Regions from separate parts of the Homo sapiens genome. Here region 1 is linked to region 2. The links are chromatin loops, found by intact Hi-C in ENCODE. Cell type or tissue: natural killer cell. All regions are shown on one strand. Each heading gives the region's core, and the rest is flanking DNA. Links, peaks and the distances in the headings are about the cores only. Region 1 overlaps LYST (lysosomal trafficking regulator). Region 2 overlaps LYST (lysosomal trafficking regulator).

What was found. Peaks named below come from ENCODE experiments on the same cell type or tissue, not always from the same donor. Only the 100,000 strongest peaks of a DNase experiment are listed, where the experiment ranks them.
Region 1: it touches region 2 in a loop (2.5-fold over the local background); 7 of 110 quality-filtered maps call a loop at or near these places.

The regions. Positions count from the first base shown.
Region 1 is chr1:235,786,882-235,797,276 of GRCh38, reverse strand. LYST (lysosomal trafficking regulator) reads left to right here. Exons shown (of 53, transcript NM_000081.4): 11 at 3,665-3,774; 12 at 5,152-5,578; 13 at 8,432-8,576; 14 at 9,904-10,077. Among named protein-coding and RNA genes, the nearest start is that of MIR1537, 61 kb to the left of the region's middle. In natural killer cell, for the core only: no CTCF peak of the experiment used is centred there; no DNase peak of the experiment used is centred there.
Region 2 is chr1:235,837,479-235,847,873 of GRCh38, reverse strand. All of the region lies in intron 1 of LYST (lysosomal trafficking regulator), which reads left to right. Among named protein-coding and RNA genes, the nearest start is that of MIR1537, 10 kb to the left of the region's middle. RefSeq lists an enhancer at 5,573-5,772. In natural killer cell, for the core only: a CTCF peak has its summit at 4,247 (motif pointing right); a DNase peak (open chromatin) is centred at 4,283; H3K27ac peaks cover 1,222 bases.

The DNA of each region.
Region 1 (10,395 bases), core at 1,033-9,032, 50 kb after region 2:
AAATAACATTCCATTGTGTGGATATACTGCATTTGATTTATCCATTCATCAGTTGATGGACATTTGGGTTGTTCTCCTTTTTTGCTACTATGTATAATGCTGCTGTGAACACTCATGTACAATTTTTTGTGTGAACATATGTTTTCATTTCTCGAGTCATTTATTTTGTGTCATATGGTAACTCTGTGTTTAATCATTTGAGAAATTGACAGACTGTTGTCCAAAATGGCTATACCATTTTATATTCTTACCATCAGTGTATAAGGGTTCTAATTTCTTCACATTCTTGCCAACACTTGTTATTATATGCCTTTTTAATTATATCTATCCTGGTGGATATGAAGTGGTATCTCATTGTGGTTTTGATTTGTATTCCCCTGAAGGCTAATGTATTAAGTATACCTTTGTGTGTGCCTTAGTCCCATTTGTGCTGATATAATGGAATACCACAGACTGAGTGATTTGTAATGAACAGAAATTTATTTTCTCACAGTTCTGGAGACTGAAAGTCCAAGATCAAAGTGCCAGCATCTGGCAAGGGTCTTCTTGCTGCATCCTCACATGGCAAAATGCAGAAAGGAAGAGAGGCAAAAGGGGGCTGAACTCCCCCTTTCATAAGGGCATGAATCACACCCATGAGGGCAGACTCCTCATGACCCAGTCACCTCCCAAAGATCCCATCTCTTAACACTACCACAATGGCAACCAAATTTCAACTTGAGTTTTGGAGGGGACAGATATTTACACCATAGCAGTGTGCTTTTTAGCTATTTGCGTATTTTCTTTGGATTTCTTCAGAGAAATGCCTATCCAAATCCTTCAGCCATTTTTATACTGGTGATTCATGTTTTGATTATTGAATAGTAAGAGGTTTTTTTTATGTATTCTAGATGCAAGTTCCTCATCAGATATGTGGTTTGCAAATATTTTCTCCCATTCTTTATGCTGTTTCTTAACTTTCTTGATGGTTTACTTTGAAGCATGTTTTAAAAGATTTTTATGAAGTCCTATTTGTCTATTCTATCTTTCATTGCTTTGCTTTTAGTGTCATATCTTAGATCTAATACAGGATTATAAAGATTTATTATTTTAAAAAATAAGTTTCTCCTCTCCATATTCCCTCCTCTTTTTTTGTATTCTAATTGTTATCTTGAGCCTCCCAATTGATCTTGCAAAGATAAGATTATCTTTCCTGTCATATTGACTACATCACTGTTTTTGTGCTACATTTTGAGACATTTTTTCAATCCCAACCTTTTATTTAATTTTTTATTTCGGTAATTTTAATATTTAAGAGCTCTTTTTTGATTGTTTTCTGGTTATTTCTTTTTCATATAAGGATATAATATCTCCTTGTATATATTTGATTATAGTAATAAACATCTTAAAGTTTCTTCTGTCCCCAAATTATCTCTTTTTCCTCTGGGGTCAGTTTTGTCTGTTTTTTTGTTTTTTAAATATTATTTTTACTGATTTAGGTTGCTAATTCTCTAATATTTTTATGAACCTTTTTAGACCATTTATATTTAATAAAACTGTTGGAGATTTCCTCTAATATTGTGAAAGTGAATTTGTTTTCTATTTTGGCCTCTTTCCTGAGTGGGTAGTATGTGGAAGAGCTCTGTGTGAATGTGCCATTGGATGATTAGGGGCTTCCCAAACACCCTAATGAAGAGAGCTTTGCTTTGGGGGACCATTAGGGATACTATTACCCTACATGGCAGTTTGCATACCTTAGAAAAATGCATCTTTCACATATAGGGCTTGGCTGGCGTATAGTGTCTTTGCACTGAGAAAAAAGGCATCCCTTTCTTGATCCAGGCATCACAGCCCAAAACCAGGATGCATGGCTTGGCATACAGCATTCAGACTTTATTTTAGTCTCTACTTTTCCCTTTGGTTAGGCAGTTTGTTCAGTCTGCAGACTGTACAGTTACACTCAGTAGCCATGATGCTAAAAGCCTGTATACACCTGACCATTTCGTTTATTTAGAGAAGAGTTATCAGGTTTGGGACCTAAAAGTGAATACTGAACTATCTGTGCTCTGTACTGAGAAACAGGAGAGAGGTGGATATTCACAGACAGACCTTTCGTTAATCCCTGTATTGTCGGCCGCACTGTCACTTTCTCTCCAGACCTTAGATGGACAGCTCGGCTTCTTACTGCTCTGAACCTCTTTGTAATTCAAAGGAATTCTAGGTTGCAGCTTTCTCTTATACATCTACTTTTCCATCTTCAAGAAATATTTTTAAATCTCTTACTAGATGTGCCCCAATGCCCACTGCCCCCACATATTTTTGCTGTTACGGATTTCTTCCTTCTTATAATTCTGTACTTTAATGCTATGAGTTTTCAGTAGTACACAGAAGCAAGTGTATATATCCATTTCCCCATTTTTAACTGGAACCTCTCAGTTTTGAACTGGAAAAAAAAAGTAAGCACACACACTGATCATATTATTTTCCTACTTAAAAACCTTTAATGGATTCATGTTATGTACAGGATAAAGTCCATGCTATTTTATAGTCTCATTGCAAGTAGTCTCTCCAGATGTATGTACTATTTTGCTACTGTGTCAACTCATTGCTTCTACAAAATATGTTGCTTAAATATGGCTTCTATTCTCTAAACTCCAGGTCTTCCAAAACTACCAGTCTTTTAAAACTTATCTCAGGTTTTAAATCAAGATTATTTCTTTCAGGTCAAAGTGGAGATAATATTTATTTTCTAGGGTTTTTTGTTTTTGGTGAGGATCAGCTGAAATAAAGCATGTAAAAATACTTTGAACACTATAATTTGCTCTACAAATATTAGTTATTATTTTGCTCCAAAGAATTCTATGAATTTGTATATCACCATTTATGTTTTATGCTAAACCTATGATGGAATAAAGAAAATGTTCAAACTAAATAGTTTGTGGTATTTAAGTATTTAAATCATCTTTAATATTTCCACTACTTGTCATCTAATTTCGTACTTAAAAAGTGATAGATATAATTTAAACATTTTCAAGATAAGATAGCAGACTATTTTATGATATAGAAGCATTAGCTTAACAAATATTATATTGATTTATGTTTCTTTAAAGAATGCCCTTAGTTTACTTGTAGCTAATTAATCTTCAAGAAAAGTGAGCTCATGCTGGCCAGACATGGTAGCTCACACCTGTAATCCCTGAACTTTGGGAGGCCGAGGCAGGTGGATCACCTGAGGTCAGGAGTTCGAGACCAGCCTGGCCAACATGGTGAAACCCCGTCTCTTCTAAAAATACAAAAATTACCTGGGCATGGTGACACGTGCCTGTAGTCCCAGCTCCTCGGGAGGCTGAGGCAGGAGAATTGCTTGAACCTGGGAGGTGGAGGTTGCAGTGAGCCGAGATCATGCCATTGCACTCCAGCCTGGGTGACAGAGCGAGCCTCTGTCTAAAATAATAATAATAATAAAAATAATAAAAAGAAAAGTGGTTTTTGTTGTTTTTGTTGGTTGGTTGATTTACATTTAGTTATATTGCTATTTCTTCAGCAAATTTTGTGATTCCTATACTAGATTTTTTATAATCCATTCAAAAAGTGACAATAGTATTTTACCTCTTTTGGTGAAATTGCTCATTTATTCCTCTAATTGTGTACTAGCTTTAATTTTTTCCCTCTTTCTTTAATTTAGCATGCCAGAGAGTATTGGTGGATCTTTTGGTATCTTTGATGAGTTCAAGAACATGTTCAGAAGAGCTAACCCTTCTTTTGAGAATATTTCTGGAGAAATCTCCTTGTACAGTAAATATGCTATAATTTTTACATTTTTCACTGATAAATTCTTTCACTTACAATTTTTAATAGAATGTATTTTTAATTATTTAGAAATGTTACTAAGCTCTTTCTTTTGATGTGACAGTTGGTATAGGCAATTTCATGTTATTATGTGTGAAATACTCAATTATTTGCATATATTTTAACCATTTCACTTCAATTTGGATTAACCAGACATATCGCTGAGATTATATTTTCTTTACCCACCCCATCCCCAGTTTTTGTGCTTCAGAAAAGCTGAATAATTTTAATTACTAAAGAGAACTTAATTATGAATAGTTACAACCATCTTAGGGATTATCCTTTTCAAAAGGTTATTATCCACTATACTCTTCAATTATTGTCTATGCTTCCCCTTTCCATTGGTGTGGCTTAGTGTCTTTTAAACTATTATCTGCTAGGAAACCCATTTTTATAATGAAACCTTGACTAGAAGCATAAGCAAATAAGACAGAAAACTTTGGAGCTACTTTGTAGTGGGATTGGATGTTCCAGAGAACATCTAAGGCAGGGCGCCATGGCTCATACCTGTAATCCCAGCACTTTGTGAGGCCTAGGTGGGCAGATCACCTGAGGTCAGGTGTTCGAGACCAGCCTGACCAATATGATGAAACCCCGTCTCTACTAAAAATACAAAAATTAGCTGGGCTTGGTGGCATGCACCTGTAATCCCAGCTACTCAGGAGGCTGAGGCAGGAGAATTGCTTGAACCCAGGAGGCAAAGGTTGCAGTGAGCTGAGATCATGCCATTGCACTCCAGCCTGGGCAACAAGAGCTAAACTGCATCTCAAAAAAAAAAAAAAATCTAAACATGAAACAAATTAACCACAAAAGATTACATATTTTAAGAATGAAGGCTGGGCATGGTGACTCACGCCTGTAATCCCAGCACTTTGGGAGGCCGAGGTGGGTGGATCACCTGAGGTCAGGAGTGCAAGACTAGCCTGGCCAACATGATGAAACCTCGTCTCTACTAAAAATACAAAAATTAGCTGGGGGTGGTGGTGGGTGCCTGTAATGCCAGCTACTCCAGAGGCTGAGGCAGGAGAATCGCCTGAACCTGGGAGGCGGAGGTTGCAGTGAGCCGAGATTGTGCAACTGCACTCCAGCCTGGGCAACAGAGTGAGACTCTGTCTTAAAAAAAAAAGAATGAAATCTGTTTCATATTTTATCTCAGCTACGAGAAAATGAAAGTTTTAAAGATGTGGGAGATAGGAAGGTATTTAAATAGGAATGCTGATATGTGTGGGTATGTTTGTATTTTCATTTATAACCTAAATTTCAAGATTATTATGTACTTTATTACGTGATTAGAAAGTTTCATTTGTTTTTCTTTTTCTCTAGAAAATTCTTCTTCTGGGTATTCTGAAAATTATTGAAAGTGATACTACTATGAGCCCTTCACAGTATCTAACCTTCCCTTTACTGCACGCTCCAAATTTAAGCAACGGTGTTTCATCACAAAAGTATCCTGGGATTTTAAACAGTAAGGCCATGGGTTTATTGAGAAGAGCACGAGTTTCACGGAGCAAGAAAGAGGCTGATAGAGAGAGTTTTCCCCATCGGCTGCTTTCATCTTGGCACATAGCCCCAGTCCACCTGCCGTTGCTGGGGCAAAACTGCTGGCCACACCTATCAGAAGGTTTCAGTGTTTCCCTGTGGTTTAATGTGGAGTGTATCCATGAAGCTGAGAGTACTACAGAAAAAGGAAAGAAGATAAAGAAAAGAAACAAATCATTAATTTTACCAGATAGCAGTTTTGATGGTACAGGTATGATGACAGGATTATCTGATTTGTACACAAAGATTGTTTTCAGACTATAATTTTCCTTGAGCCGTAAAAATGTGGTAGTGTTCTTAACACTCTTAACATGTTCTTCACCTTAAATGCCTTACTTAGTGGTGGTAGGTCCTGACTTATCAAAGCATGAGTTGTCATAAAGCCTTGAATCTCTATTACGGAAACTTTAGTTTTTTATAGGGGTGAAGGGGACACCACATATACAACTTTTTCTGGGGTCATCAGCCCCTAAAGTTCCTTATGTGACTTCTCTCCTGGTCCCATTACTGGATTAGGGTGGCTCCTGATGTTATAAAAGGATAAAACCTTATAGCTGCCTTTCTTTCTGTTGTTTCCCAGCCCCTATTAGACAGTCCCCATTTCCTTTTCTTTCTCTCTCTTTTTTTTTGAGACAGTTTCACTCTTGTTGCCCAGGCTAGAGTGCAATGGCGCGATCTCGGCTCACTGCAACCTCCGCCTCCCAGGTTCAAGCGATTCTCCTGCCTCAGCCTCCCGAATAGCTGGGATTCAGGCGCCAGCAATCACACCTGGCTAATTTTATATTTTTAGTAGCGATGGTGTTTCACCATGTTGGCCAGGCTGGTCTCAAACTCCTGACCTCAGGTGATCTGCCCACCTCAGCTTCCCAAAGTGCTAGGACTGCAGGTGTGAGCCACCACACCCGGCTAATTTTGTATTTTTAGTAGAGACAGCGGTTTCTCCCTGTTGGTCAGGCTGGTCGCAAACTTCTTTCTCTCTTTTATTTCAAGTTCTCCTTCTCATGCCATGTCTTACCTCAGTGGCCCTCCCCTAGTTCCTGTCACAGAATGTTTAAATGCATCAGCCATTCTCCAACATTAGAATAAATTTCATTCCAGTTCCTTCTTTAACTGAAGAATTGCTATTATACTGCATCTTGTTTCTCATATGACTAGGGCAGAAAAAAAACTGTTCATTGAAAAGCAATTTATGGTGATGGAAAGTGAAGTAGGTAGGATAATTCTTAGGGCCTGTGGAATGAATGAAATGACTGGATGAGACAGATGTTTAGGGTTTTATATGTACATGGAGATGCAGGCCTCAGTAGCTCTTCATTCCACAAATCTTTCTCATCCAGTGGAACCTCTGTTTTAGGACACTATGCCTTCACTAGAATTTTCTGTTGTGGATTGAATTTTGCCACCTAAGAACTGATAGCTCTACATGTGATAATATTTATTATGCTATCTAATGTGCATTGAGTGCTTTCTGTGTATGTGTCACTTTGCTCAGCTGGTTCTATATACATTTTTAATCTTAACAAGTTAGTAAGTGCTCATACTATCTGTATTTTTAGAGGAAGTTAAGTAGCATGACCAAGTTATGTAGCTGGTAAGTGATGGAAAGGAATTGAAACCCACCTGTTTTTAATTCCAGAGCCTTAACATTGCTACTATACTATAAGCTATGCAGATTGCTTTCTCATGTTTTAATGGAGGCAATCTCAATGTAAACAGTCTCTTATAAAATGAATAAATATACATAGTGACCTGAGAAAAGTAAATATTGGAAAGTTTTTTCTTAATTTTTATTTTAAGGATATATTAGAAAACATATTTTAGAAAGATGATTTTGTATAAACACTTAAAAATAGTAGACATATATAAAAAGTTTTGAAGAGAGATAAAGAATATTTTGCTGCGATATCATACCTTTTACCTCTAAACTAACTGGTGCCTTTGGGCAAATTAACCTCTCAGCACCTCAATTTTGTCACCCTATATATATTTACCTTATAAGATGGTTGTGAGCATTAAGTTAAATATTTGTAATATTACTACTCTATAATTCCTAGGTACACACTGGTTTTGTCCTACTCTTTTATTTGCAGAAGTTCATATTTGGTATGGAACATTTTTAAAATTTCACATCAGATGTGAGTTCTCTGTATATCATATATCTTGGTCAGCAGCCTCAAAATAATCAGTGACCTTAACTCTTCTTTTTTAAAACTATTGTCATCGCTACAGGGAGTATTTTTTTAACATCGGTCATGGTTTTACCTGTTGAAAAATAGCAACTAATATGTATGCAGTCTAATAAGCAGTAGTGTTCTTTAAAAGTCTGAGCCTTTGGACATGTATTTTGGATTTTGATATATCATAACATAGCTTTACATAAAGTCACATGTATTATAATGACAAGTAGATCATCATACATCTTCAGGCAGTGCTGGGTTTTCAAAGATGAGGAAGAGGAGTCAAGATAAATAACCAGATAGCCCAAGCCTGTAAGCATTTACCCTAGCTTGCCTTAAAGAAACATTAGAGTTTCAGAATCACTTAGCAATTATATGCAAAAACTACTCACCAGGGAATATAAATTATGAATATATTCAAACACTAGAGTTTTTCCTTAAAATTTGTAATATGATATTTTTTTTTAAATCATGCCATATTGTGATAATTCTAGAATGAGTTTTGGTAGTGTGAGGCATGGACAATGATGTGTGCTCCCTGGACCAGGGTCAGTGAAGTCATAGTTGATAAAAGAAGCTTGGTACACATTGTAATAGGTTGTCACATAGCGGTCTGGTTACGCCCACAATTGTCCTCAGTTATTATACATTTTTTAATATCTAATAACTTTTAAAGTACTGAATTACCATTTTTCATCCCTCGTGCTTTTTTGGAGTTAACATCTATACTCTGAAAATATGGTTGTTTAGAACAGGTCAGGCTCAGACATTCTGGGTAGATAACCTACTACAAATGAACAAATTTGCTTTGTATTCTTCTAAATTCACTTTTCTACTCAGTTGTTACGAACCATTTTACTGATCATTCTAACATCTTTTTCTTATAGAGAGCGACAGACCAGAAGGTGCAGAGTACATAAATCCTGGTGAAAGACTCATAGAAGAAGGATGTATTCATATAATTTCACTGGGATCCAAAGCGTTGATGATCCAAGTGTGGGCTGATCCCCACAATGCCACTCTTATCTTTCGGTATTGATTATCCTCAGCCTCCCATGAATAGATAATGTATTTAAATAATTTGTGTAAGAGACATTAATGTGAAATCTACTAATAAAAGTTCATTATAGCAAAACAAAAAGTCTCATTTAAAAATATATACATTCTAACAGCTATTAATACCACTTTTATAATAGTGTATTATTCTATCCAAAAATCCATAAAGTCTAAAATATATTAATTCTCGGCTGGGTGTGGTGGCTCATGCCTGTAATCCCAGCACTTTGGGAGGCCAAGGCAGGCAGATCACCTGAGGTCAGGAGTTTGAGACCAGCCTGGCCAACATAGTGAAACCCAATCTCTACAAAAAATAAAAATAAAAACAAAAAAACAAAAAACCACAAAAATTAGCCAGGCATGATGGTGCATGCCTGTAGTCCCAGCTACTTGGGAGGCTGAAGCAGGAGTATCACTTGAATCTGGGAGGCAGAGGTTGTAGTGATCCCAGATCGCGCCACTGCACTCCAGTCTGGGTGACAGAGTGAGACTCTGTCTCAAAAAATAAATAAATAAATAAAAACAAAAAATAAATGAGTAAATAAAATACATTAATTCTCTGTTTGATTTTAGATCAAATACTGAAGTCTTATGCTATGGAAATATTCTATCAGATTGTAATGGTCTTAAGATGTTATTAACAGACATAAGTTTTCCATGTGCATTATATATTTAATAGCGATTACCTAATAAGCTTGGGTTCTCCTTGTTATCTTGTCCTTTTATACTATCTCCTTTATTAAGTAGTATAGATACAGGTCTTTTATTTGTATTGAGTATGAATAGTATGATACTATTTGTCTAAAACTCAAATCTAAACAAACCAGTATGTTATTTAGGAATATATACTTTGTAAACGTTACAAACATTACTAGGTGCCTTATGTACATTATCTCCTCATTCTTTCAGTAATCCCACAAAGTAGATTAGACCTCCAATACTTAGACATTTATATTAATTTTTCTATGAACCAAATAATACATTGTAATTTCTAAATGGGCAATGGCTATATAAATAGTAATAATATATATTTTTTTACAAACTGAATTCTGAACATTATTGCCTAAATTATGACTACCAGCCAATGAGCCTAATCTATTTTAGTTCATGAATTGAGGTAATGATAGAATAACTAAGTAACTTATGGTATAAAACGAAGACCTACTGACTTTTCAAGCACTTTAAAAAAAATAGAACTGATTTTTAATCTTACTTATTTAGAATTATAGTTACTATATGTATGTTAAACACTGAGGTCAGAATTTTCATGTTTTCAGCCTATGCCTTTTCTCTTTTTCTGTAGTGTGTGCATGGATTCAAATGATGACATGAAAGCTGTTTTACTAGCACAGGTTGAATCACAGGAGAATATTTTCCTCCCAAGCAAATGGCAACATTTAGTACTCACCTACTTACAGCAGCCCCAAGGGAAAAGGAGGATTCATGGGAAAATCTCCATATGGGTCTCTGGACAGAGGTAGGAAGCATTTTGAGAAAATGCATCTCAATCTCAGTTACAATGTTATGTTTCATTAGTCAATTATAGCTTCTGAAACAGAATACAGAAACTTCTAGGTTTTTACTATAATAAAATTTACTATATTTTTTGTTGTTTCTTTTTTTATTATTATTGTACTTTAAGTTCTAGGGTACATGTGCACAATGTGCAGGTTTGTTACATATGTATACATGTGCCATGTTGGTGTGCTGCACCCATTAACTCGTCATTTACATTAGGTATATCTCCTATGCTATCCCTCCCCCCTCCCCCCACCCCACGACAGGCCCCAGTGTG
Region 2 (10,395 bases), core at 1,155-9,154:
CCAGTGTTAAGTGCATATATGTTTAGGATTGTGATATCTTCCTGTTGGACAAGGCCTTTTACCATTATATAATGTCCCTCTTTGTCTCTTTTAACTGCTGTTGCTTTAAAGTTTGTTTTGTCTGATGTAAGAATACCTTGCTGGCTTTTGGTGTCCATTTGCATGAAATGCCTTTTCCCACCCCTTTACCGTATGTGAGTGCTTATGTGTTAGGTGAGTATCCTGAAGGCAATAGATAGTTGATTGGTGAATTCTTATCCATTCTGTGGTTCTGTATCTTTTAAGTGGAGCATTTAGGCCATTTACATTCAATTTTAGCATTGAAATGTGCGGTATGGTTCCATTCATCATGCTCCTTGTTGCCTCTGTACTTTTGTTTGTTGTTGTTTTGTTTTTGCTTTTTAACTTGCATTTTTGTTCTATAGGCCCTGTGTGATTTATGCTTTGAAGAGGTTCTGTTTTGATGTGTTTCCAGGATTTGTTTCAAGACTTGGAGCTCCTTTTAGCAGTTCTTCTAGTGGTGGCTTGGTGATGGCGAATTCTCTCAGCATGTGTTTGTCTGAAAAAGACTGTATCTTTCCTTCATATATGATGCTTAATTTTGCTGGATACAAAATTCTTGGCTGATAATTGTTTTGTTTGAGGAGTCTGAAGTTAGGGCCCCAATCCCTTCTAGCTTATAGGGTTTCTGCTGAGAAATCTGCTGTTAATCTGATAGGTTTTCTTTTATAGGCTACCTGGTACTACTGTTTCACAGCTCTTAAAATTCTTTCCTTCATCTTAACTTTGGATAACCTCATGACAATGTGCCTACGCGAAGATCTTTTTGAGATGAATTTCCCAGGTGATCTTTATGCTTCTGTATTTGGATGTCTACGTCTCTAGCAAGGCCAGGGAAGTTTTCCTCAATTATCCACCCAGATATGTTTTCCAAGCTTTTAGAATTCTCTTCTTCCTCAGGAACACTGATTATTCTTAGGTGTGGTCATTTAACATAATCCCAGACTTCTTGGAGGCTTTGTTCATATTTTCGTATTCTTTTTTCTTTGTCTTTGTTGGATTGGGTTAATTCGAAGACCTTGTCTTCGAGCTCTGAATTTCTTTCTTCTACTTGTTTAGTTCTATCGCTGAGACTTTCCAGAGCATTTTGCATTTCTAAAAGTGTGTCCAAAGTTTCCTGAATTTTTTATTGTTTTTTTTCTTTATGCTATCTATTTCTTTGAATATTTCTCCCTTCACTTCTTATATCATTTTTTGGATTTCCTTGCACTGGGCTTCACCTTTCTCTGGTCCCTCCCTGATTAGCTTAATATCTAACCTCCTGAATTCTTTGTCAGGTAAATCAGGGATTTCTTCTTGGTTTGGATCTATTGCTGGTGAACTAGAGAAATTTTGGGGGGGTGTTGAAGAGCCTTGTTTTGTCATATTACCAGGGTTGGTTTTCTGGTTCCTTCTCATTTGGGTAGGCTCTGTCAGAGGGAAGGTCTAGGGCTGAAGACTGTTGTTCAGATTCTTTTGTCCCACGGGGTGTTCCCTTGATGTAGTATACTCCTCCTTTTCCTATGGATGTGGCTTCCTGTGAGCCGAACTGCAGTGATTGTTGTCTCTCTTCTGGGTCTAGCCACCCAGCGAGTCTCCCTGGCTCCAGGCCGGTACTGGGGGTTGTCTACACAGAGTCCTGTGATGTGAACCATCTATGGGTCTCTCAGCCATGGATACCAGCGCCTTTTCTGGTGCAGGTGGTGGAGGGTGCAGTGGACTCCGTGAGGGTCCTTAGCTTTGGTGGTTTAATGCTCTATTTTTGTACTGGTTGGCCATGTTTTAATGCTCTATTTTTGTGCTGGTTGGCCTCCTGCCAGGAGGTGGCGCTTTCCAGAAAGCATCAGCTGTAGTAGTACAGAGAAAGATATGCGGTGGGCAGGGCCCTAGAACTCCCAAGATTAAATGCCCTTTGTCTTTTGCTACCAGGGTGGATAGGGAAGGACCATCAGGTGGGGGTGGGGCTAGGTGTGTATGAGCTCAGCAGCTCCTTGGTTGGGTCGTGCTGGGGCTGCTGTGGGGAATTGGGGGTGAGATTCCCAGTTTACTGGAGTTGTGTACTTAGGAGGATTATGGCTGCCTCTGCTGAGTCATGAAGGTTGTCAGGGAAGTGGGGGAAAGCCAGCAGTCGGAGCCCTCACCCAGCTCCCACGCAAACAGAAGGGCCACTCTCACTCCCACCGTGTCCCCCCTAACTGCCGGGAGTCTGTTTCCAGGCTGAGGGCTAGATGGGCTTGAAAACTTCCCCGAGGCTATCCACCTCTCAGCTACGAAAGAAAAGGGCTTTAGTTCTTCCTTCCACCTGTGAAGTCTGCGAGCTGGATTTGCACCCTCCCCGGAGTTCTGGCCAGCAGGCTTCTCACCGCGTTCAAATTGTTAGAAAGTTAGGCTAGAGAATTCCTTTCCCTGTGGGGTTTTACCCCCTGCTCCTCTAGCCACCCTCCCAATGGATCCTTGTGGTGCCAGGCAGGAATGGGCTACTTAAGGACCCAGGGAGCTCCCAGGGCCTTTCTGCTGCATTCTCTACCCCTGTAATTCACTAGGCTTGGCTCTCTAACTTGATTCAGCTCAGGTAAGGTCAGAAACTTCTCCAGCAAACAGACCTTCAGCTTCTCCAGTGGGGGTGTGTGTTCAGGAGAGGAGGGTCTCCCTTTCCCACTTGCACAGTTGGGGCACTCACAGTATTTGGGGGTCTCCTGGGGCCTGCAGGAGCAATCCGCTTCCTTCAGAGGGTCTGTGGGTCCTCTCGGGATTGCTGGTTTGTTCTTGCAGTGGATCTGGAGCTCAAATTCACAATGCAAGCCACCACATGCTGCTCTGTCCAGAGCTGCAATCTAGTCCTGCCTCCCTTCGCCATGATCCCAGGAGCTCCTCTCTTTAGTTAGGAATCATTCTGATGGTTATTGCTTAACACATCTAGTATTGACTAAAAAGTTACACAGTAAAGCTTAGATTAACAGATATTTTCTTGCTTAAATATTGTACAGTTCAACTGATATGTTTTAACTGGCTTATTCTTTAAAGAGAATTATATTAATCTGAACAAGTGCAGTTTCCCCCTCCCCCTCTTTGGTCCCCTTCCCCCCACCAGTGTCCTGCATTTCAGACATATAGTTCTGTGTTGTAGTCTAAAAAGTTTGTAGAGAGAGGTTTAAAAATCTTGTTTCCAGGTGTATGTATTACAATCCAGTGGACTTGAGTAAAGGTTCTGGATACCATTTAGAGGTAGTATTTAGTGTTAGGGAAACGCCTTTGCCTGTTGTCTAATTTCTAATCGACAGAAGAAGAAAGGCTATGTATCTTCTAAACTTGCTTATTTCAGTTTTAGTTAATTACCCCCCAAAACATATGTAACTCCAAGACAACTGGGATAGTAGAGTCCAGTGACTAATCATTTCTGTGACCTTGGACCTGTAGGCCTCAGTTTTTCTCAACTGTAGAATGTGGGGTTAGAGAATATGATATCTAAAATTTCTGCCATTATGACAACATAAGATTCTAAGTTATTCATGTTTATTCCTTTATTCATGTCATTTATGAAATGATATAAATGGTGTTATCTTTTTTTCTCATAAAGATTTTTTATTTTTACTGATGTGTTGTAAAGACTATATGAGATCTTTGAGAAAGTTGCTAATCAATCTATCAATATATATTAAACTCTGGAGAGCTGGGATTTAGAATAGTTAAATCCATATAAACTAACCTTTATTTTCAAGAAGGCTGCTTCAAATCATGGCAGATTTTGATTTAACAGAATTTATTGGGCACTTATTATTCTGTACATTATTTTGCCTAATTCTTAAAATAACCCTGATTTATCACAGTCTCCTCTTTGGCACATAACATTTTTGAAAAAAAGTCTTTCCAATGGCAACTTCTCTAATACTATTGAATTGAGAAAATTAGGCAAGCACGTAGTGTTACTTTAAAAGGGAATTTTCCAGGATTTTTTGGCATTTGGTGAAAGACTAACAAGTCTTTTGGGTGTTACTGTTTGATGAGGAAAAAGTATGCTTTCTAATCAACCTATAAGAATAAATATCATTATTATAACCTTTTTTGTTGTTTTTTCCTTTTACTTCTTTTTTTTCTTGTGGAAGCCACAAGACAAGGAAAAAGCAGAAAATACAGGGACTTCCTATTTTTTTTTTCAGTGCTTCCCTGGAAATAGCGTTATGAAACAGAACATCATTTTCCTCACACTGATCTGAGGAAAGCTTGCAGTGATCTTTTTCTTCCTTCAGATGGCACTGTCTGTCATAAGGTGTGCAGCTAGTACTGAGCATTTACATAGAGCTATAAAATTTGTCAACAATGTTTACTGAGGTTATATAATTTCTTAGGCTCCACATAGCAACTCTGTGGGGTAGTTTATGGAAGAGGCAGCCAAACTTCACACAGCTCTGTGTGACTAGCTAGTAATTGCTAGATTCCTGATCTGCGGCTTCTGGGTCCTATTTCACTACTGTCATGATGCCTACTGTATGTATATCCCACTATTCAGAACAGATTCATAAATAGTGAAAATAGAATGAGCTGGAGCATATTAATAAATATCTATTAAAATATTTACTTAATAAATAAATATTGGAATTAATGAATTTATGAAAAAGGGAACTGTAGCACAATGGACCCCTTTCCCTTCTTATCACTGTGGCCACTGGCTATTTGATATTTATTGAAAAGGAAACTCAGCCACCTAGGGACCATTTCTTGCCCTGTTGTTGAGCTTGAGATTTTATTTTCAGTGGTACATGTAATGTCCTTGGTAGCATTGTCTAGAACACAGACATGACAAGGCATCTAAAAATGCCATTATATGAGGAGCTGCCCTAAAAGTGAAGAATATATGTGGTCATGACTTGCTGTGAGGGGCGGGTGTAGTAGTTCTCTGTGTCAAGAAGATAAATGCATGAAAATCCACAAGACTGAGGGTGATAGCTTAATTCTGTAATCTTTTAGGTGGATAATAAGTTGTGGAAATTAATCACAGAACTGGAACAGAGCTAAGATATCAAAGTTAACTATCCAGATGTCTGCAGGAAGTCTCATTCAATGAAAGCAGAGCCACTGTTGACTGACTTTAGTGACCATTTCATTTCCAGAAGGTAAAGGAAATAATCCAGGGAACCAGTACTCTTGAGTCTATCTTTGACCTAACTTGACTACGAGGGGCTTAATTAGACAAGTTAACCTAATGAAAATCCTGAGAGAGAGGCCACGCCATTCATTCGGCAAATGAGTAGAATCGAATGCCTGCTGTTAGCTGTGTTCTGTTCTAGATGCTAGAGATTTAGCAGTGAATACAACAGACAAAATCTCTGTCATTATAGGGCTTTCATTTTAAGAACTTACAATGATCTGTTGTCCAAAAATACTAGCTTCATGGTTACTTAACTGCAAGGACCTTAACTTTCACTTCACTTTAGACATCTGCTTGCAGGGCCACACTGTGGATGTTGTCATCTGGGACCGCTTGTTTCAGAAATCTAAAAATTCTAACATCTTCATTCCCACATTGTGTACTCTTCAGTCTGGTAGAGATCCACACTTCCTTGATTGCCTGGATTTTCTGCTTGTCTATCAACATTTATTTTCCTGGCCTCTTTCTTTTTCCTACCCAGTCTGTGTCTCATTTTTGGCCATAAGGACTGTTCTTCCACCCATACCCTTGGGTCCCCTTCACTTATGCTTCTGCTGCCTCCACCCACCAAAACTCCCATTTCCAGATCAGTGATAACAGTCTGCACTGTCTATTATTAGACCCAAGCAGCTGAATCCTGCTGGTGAATCTGAAATAGCTGAAAAAATCCATACCACCAGAAATTCATGGTTTTCCACCTCTGCTAAGCTAGTAGCCAACCAGTAAATTATTTTGTCTGTCATCACTACTTTCCCCCATTTGACTATTCTTCCAATAATTATTCTAAATTACTTAGCCTTTAGCCCCCAATCTCTAGACTCTCTTCTTTAAGCAGACAACTTTGCCTATTACTTGAATGAAAAAATTGAGCCAGTCATTCTTGAGCTCCCTCAGTTTCTGGCCTTCCACCTGTTTTCTATATCTGCAATTCTCCTTACCTCCTTTCCCTCAGCCTCAGAGGATGATGTGTCCCCTCCTGCTTCCCCGCCCCAGCCTAACCTCTTCACCTATACCCTTGATCCAATCCACACTTATTTTCTCCATGAATTTTGTCCTTCATTCATTCGTTCTCTTGCCCCTGTCTTCAGTATCTTCCCTTGTGCTGGCTGCAGTGGTATGCTAGTAAAGTGGCTCTCCTGGAGAAAGAAACAAAAAAGACCCTAATGTGTAGCATTTGCCCATTTCCATGATGGAAATACTCTCACCATGATGATTTTAAGCTACCAACATGGTGCCAGTGATGCTGGGAAGAAGTACACACAATCAGAGCTGATAGGAGATGGCTGGCCACGCCGCACCACCTCTTATTTCTTATAGCCTAAAAATACGGTTCTTCCAATTCTTTAAAAAATACAAATACTTGAAAAAAAAAATTCCTTAACCTATGCCTCCTTCTCCAGCTCCTCTCTATTTTCTGTTTTTCTTTTCTAATCCTGCCTTCTCAGGAGAGTCTATACTTGCTATTTCCTTATTCGGTCTGGTATTGGAAACCATGAGATGGAGTTAAGGATAGTTGTTGAGAAGGTATACATTTTGAGCATTGCTGAAATTGGAATGAAAGGCATGGTGGATTTAGTCTCAGTAGTCACTGTAAAGAAGTTAGTCACTGGCCTAATAGACAGAGGACTCAGCTCACCTGGTGTGGAGTGGTTTTGCCCTGACAGCAGACTCTGCACACGTGCCTCAGTTCTTCTTGTGTGTTCTTCGCAGGTGACAGTACCATTTATCCAGTTAACCAAGCCAGTATTCAGAGAGTTGTCCTGATCCCTCCCTTACCACTCACTTCTCCATCCAATTAATCACCAAAATTGTGCTCATTTTAATTCTTGGATATTTAATAAAATTATATTATTCTACTGTTGCTTTAGAAAAAAATATCCTTACCATTTGCTTGGAGTATGACGCCAGTCTCCAAATTGGTTTTCATGCAGCTAGAGTTTTCTCCATAAAATGTGTCTTCCACATTGCCACTAGAATGACCTATGTGTTCAAGATTGACCATGCCACTCACATGTTCAAAATAATTCATGGGCTTCCTGTCACCTGTAGCAGTGAGTCTCAGCCCTGACTGTTCATTAGAATCACCTATGAAGCTTGTTAAAAATACCGATGTTTAGGTCTTGCTGTGGGTTTAGCAGATTAGGTTCTCTGATCATGGGGCCTAGACAAACTCTATAGGTGATTCTGATAAGACTCACTAGCCAATAGATTAAAGCCCAAGGTTCTTAGCATAGTGTACAAAAGCCTTTCACCATCTGGTCTTTGCCAGCCACTCCCTCCATCCTCACTTTTCCTGTTTCTCATTTTGTAGTTGTGATACCAAACTTACTGTAATTTCTTCAGTGACAACTTGAGCTGCTGTTTCCATCTCTAATGCTTTTCTTCCCTTCTTTTCTCCCTTTACCTGTACAACTTCAATTTATTCTTCATGAAGCTTCCCTGGCCACTCAAATTGGGTTAAGTGCCCCTTAGCAGTACATAGTACCCTATATATTGATTTGCCTTTGCCACCGTAATGTAATCTTCTTGAGGGCAGAGACTGGAATTACTTTATGTTCTTAGTGTCTGATACAAAGTGGTTGTTTTGTAAATGATAGCTGGCAGACTAATAAGCAGGAAGAGGAATATGGAACAAAGCCGGAATATAGAGAATTGGAGTACAGAGTTCCTAAAATTCGAAGAAAAGGTAGGTAAGATGCCAGAGATAGTCTCTTGAAGGGAAAGTGGTTACAAGGTGATAATAGGCAGTATCTCTACTGAACAATTGGAAATAATATGTGAAGGAAAGGGAGAGGGAACATGGCCACATGAACTGATGATTTATTTTATTTATTTATTTATTATTTTATTTTATTTTATTTTATTTCATTTTATTTTATTTTTTGAGACAGAGTCTCGCTCTGTCGCCCAGGCTGGTGTGTAGTGGCGCGATCTCAGTTCACTGCAACCTTCTCTCCCAGGTTCAAGCAATTCTCCTGCCTTAGCCTCCTGAGTTACTGGGACTATAGGCGGTGCCACCGCACATGGCTAATTTTTGTATTTTTAGTAGAGATGGGGCGTGGTGGGGGGGGTTCTCCGTGTTGGCCAGGCTGGTCTCGAACTCCCAATCTCAGGTGATCCACCCACCTTGGCCTCCCAAAGTGCTGAGATTACATGCATGAGCCACCATGCCCAGCATGAACTGATTTTTAAATAATGTGCACAAGAAAGAAAGAAGGATATGAAACCAAATGGTCGTGTGCAGTGGATCACGCCTGTAATCCCAGCACTTTGGAAGGGTGGAGGTGGGCGGATTACCTGAGGTCAGGAGTTTGAGATCAGCCTGGCCAACTTGAACCTGGGAGGTGGAGGTTGCAGTGAGCTGAGATCATGCCACTGCACTCCATCCTGGGCGACAGAGCGAGATTCTGTCTCAAAAAAAAAACTGTATATATATATATGCACACATACACCCACACATATAAAACCTATAGAATAGGAACACAGTCCTGGTAGAATAATGAGCTAAGATTTTGAAAAAGTTGGGCTGACCTTTTACATTTTATATGTAGAGAACGAAAATGAGGCCAGGTGCAGTGGCTCACGCCTGTAATCCCAACACTTTGGGAAGTCAAGGCGGGAGGTTCACTTGAGCCCAGAAGTTCGAGACCAGCCTGGACAACATGGTGAGACCCTGTCTCTACAAAAAGAAAGAAAGGGCGCAGGGGTGGGGGATAGGGCAGTAGGGGGAGAGAGAGAGAATGAGTATGACAAATAAATAATAGATTCTTACCAACAAATGGACCCAATAATCAGATACAGAGAACAAATGAAATTTCTTAGCTTTCTTCTCTTCTCTGACATGGAGAATGATCTACACACAGACTAAGAAGGGTACAAGTGAGAAAAATAAGAGGAGAAAATTGAAGCCCAAGATTGGGGAGGAGATTGTATCAGAACTCTGGATGCTCTAAAATGAATTCACATCTCACGGTCAGATTCTGAGAACATTTGTTAATGTCATTGCTCAACTAATAATCTTTGAGTAATTATAGTGAAATGTGAAAACTTGTAGAAGCCTGTGGAGGAATAATGTTCTAAAATTTAAAAAAATGTAGCTTCCATAGATTTTTGTAAACTTGATGTTACTTCCACAAAAGACTCTAGAGATCATTTTTAAAGATTTTCAAATATTATACTTAAAGAAAAGATGAGCAATAAAGGCTATGTAGGCTTTCTAAGAATTCATTCCAGATAACCCAGTTTCTACCTATAGAGTCTACATTTACAGATTAGGAGAATGCTGCAGCTGTAATATATCTAGATTCCCATGGAGTATTTGACAGTCCACCATTCTATACTTGGGAACATGAAGGAGAGTTGGATTATAGTATGGGTATAGTTATTGAACAATGGAACTCAATCTTGATTTAGTTACTCATTGGCAGCCTGGCAGGAAGTCTCTTATGGGCTGCTGTTTTTTGACCCTGTTACACTCATCAGTTTAACACCTCCTTCCCACTTCTCACTCTCAGCTGGCAGTCTTGCTGTTTATTGCACCAAGAAAATAGAAGCACCTGAAAAAAATTCTTGGTCCTCCTATTGCCAAATATACTAATCTTCCTACATCTATACTCGTATTCTCTGACATTCTTCTTATTCAATTAGATGAACTGCCACTGTTCCTTCCACTTGTATGTTGGTCTTCTTCGTTTTGCCTACTCATTGTTCCTAGAATTCTCTCTTCTCATTCTAGTTTTTCATCTATTTTCCTTTCTCTGTTAGAGAAACATACTATGTTTCAGCTTAGAAACAAGCTATAATATTAATCAGGTTTTTTTTTAACCTCACTTATCTCATGTCCTCCTCAAGCCATCACCCGTTCCCTTGCATGCTTTGTGGCAGAACTTCTCAAAAGAGCTGTTTAAATTGCTTGCCTTCATTTCCTCACCACTCTTTTCCACCCCACCAAGACCATTCTTTGAAAAGATTGTCAGTAACTTCCATGTTGCTAAATCCAGCAGTCAATTCCCAGTCTTCATCTTACTTAACTTAACTTCTCAGAATTCTTTTTTTTTTTTTTTTGAAACAGGGTCTCACTCTTACCCAGGCTGGTATGCGGTGGCTCAATCTCAGCTCACTGCAACCTCCCCCTTTCAGGTTCAAGCAGTTCTCATACCTCATCCTCCCAAGTAGCTAGGATTACAGGTGTGCACCACCATGCCGGCTAA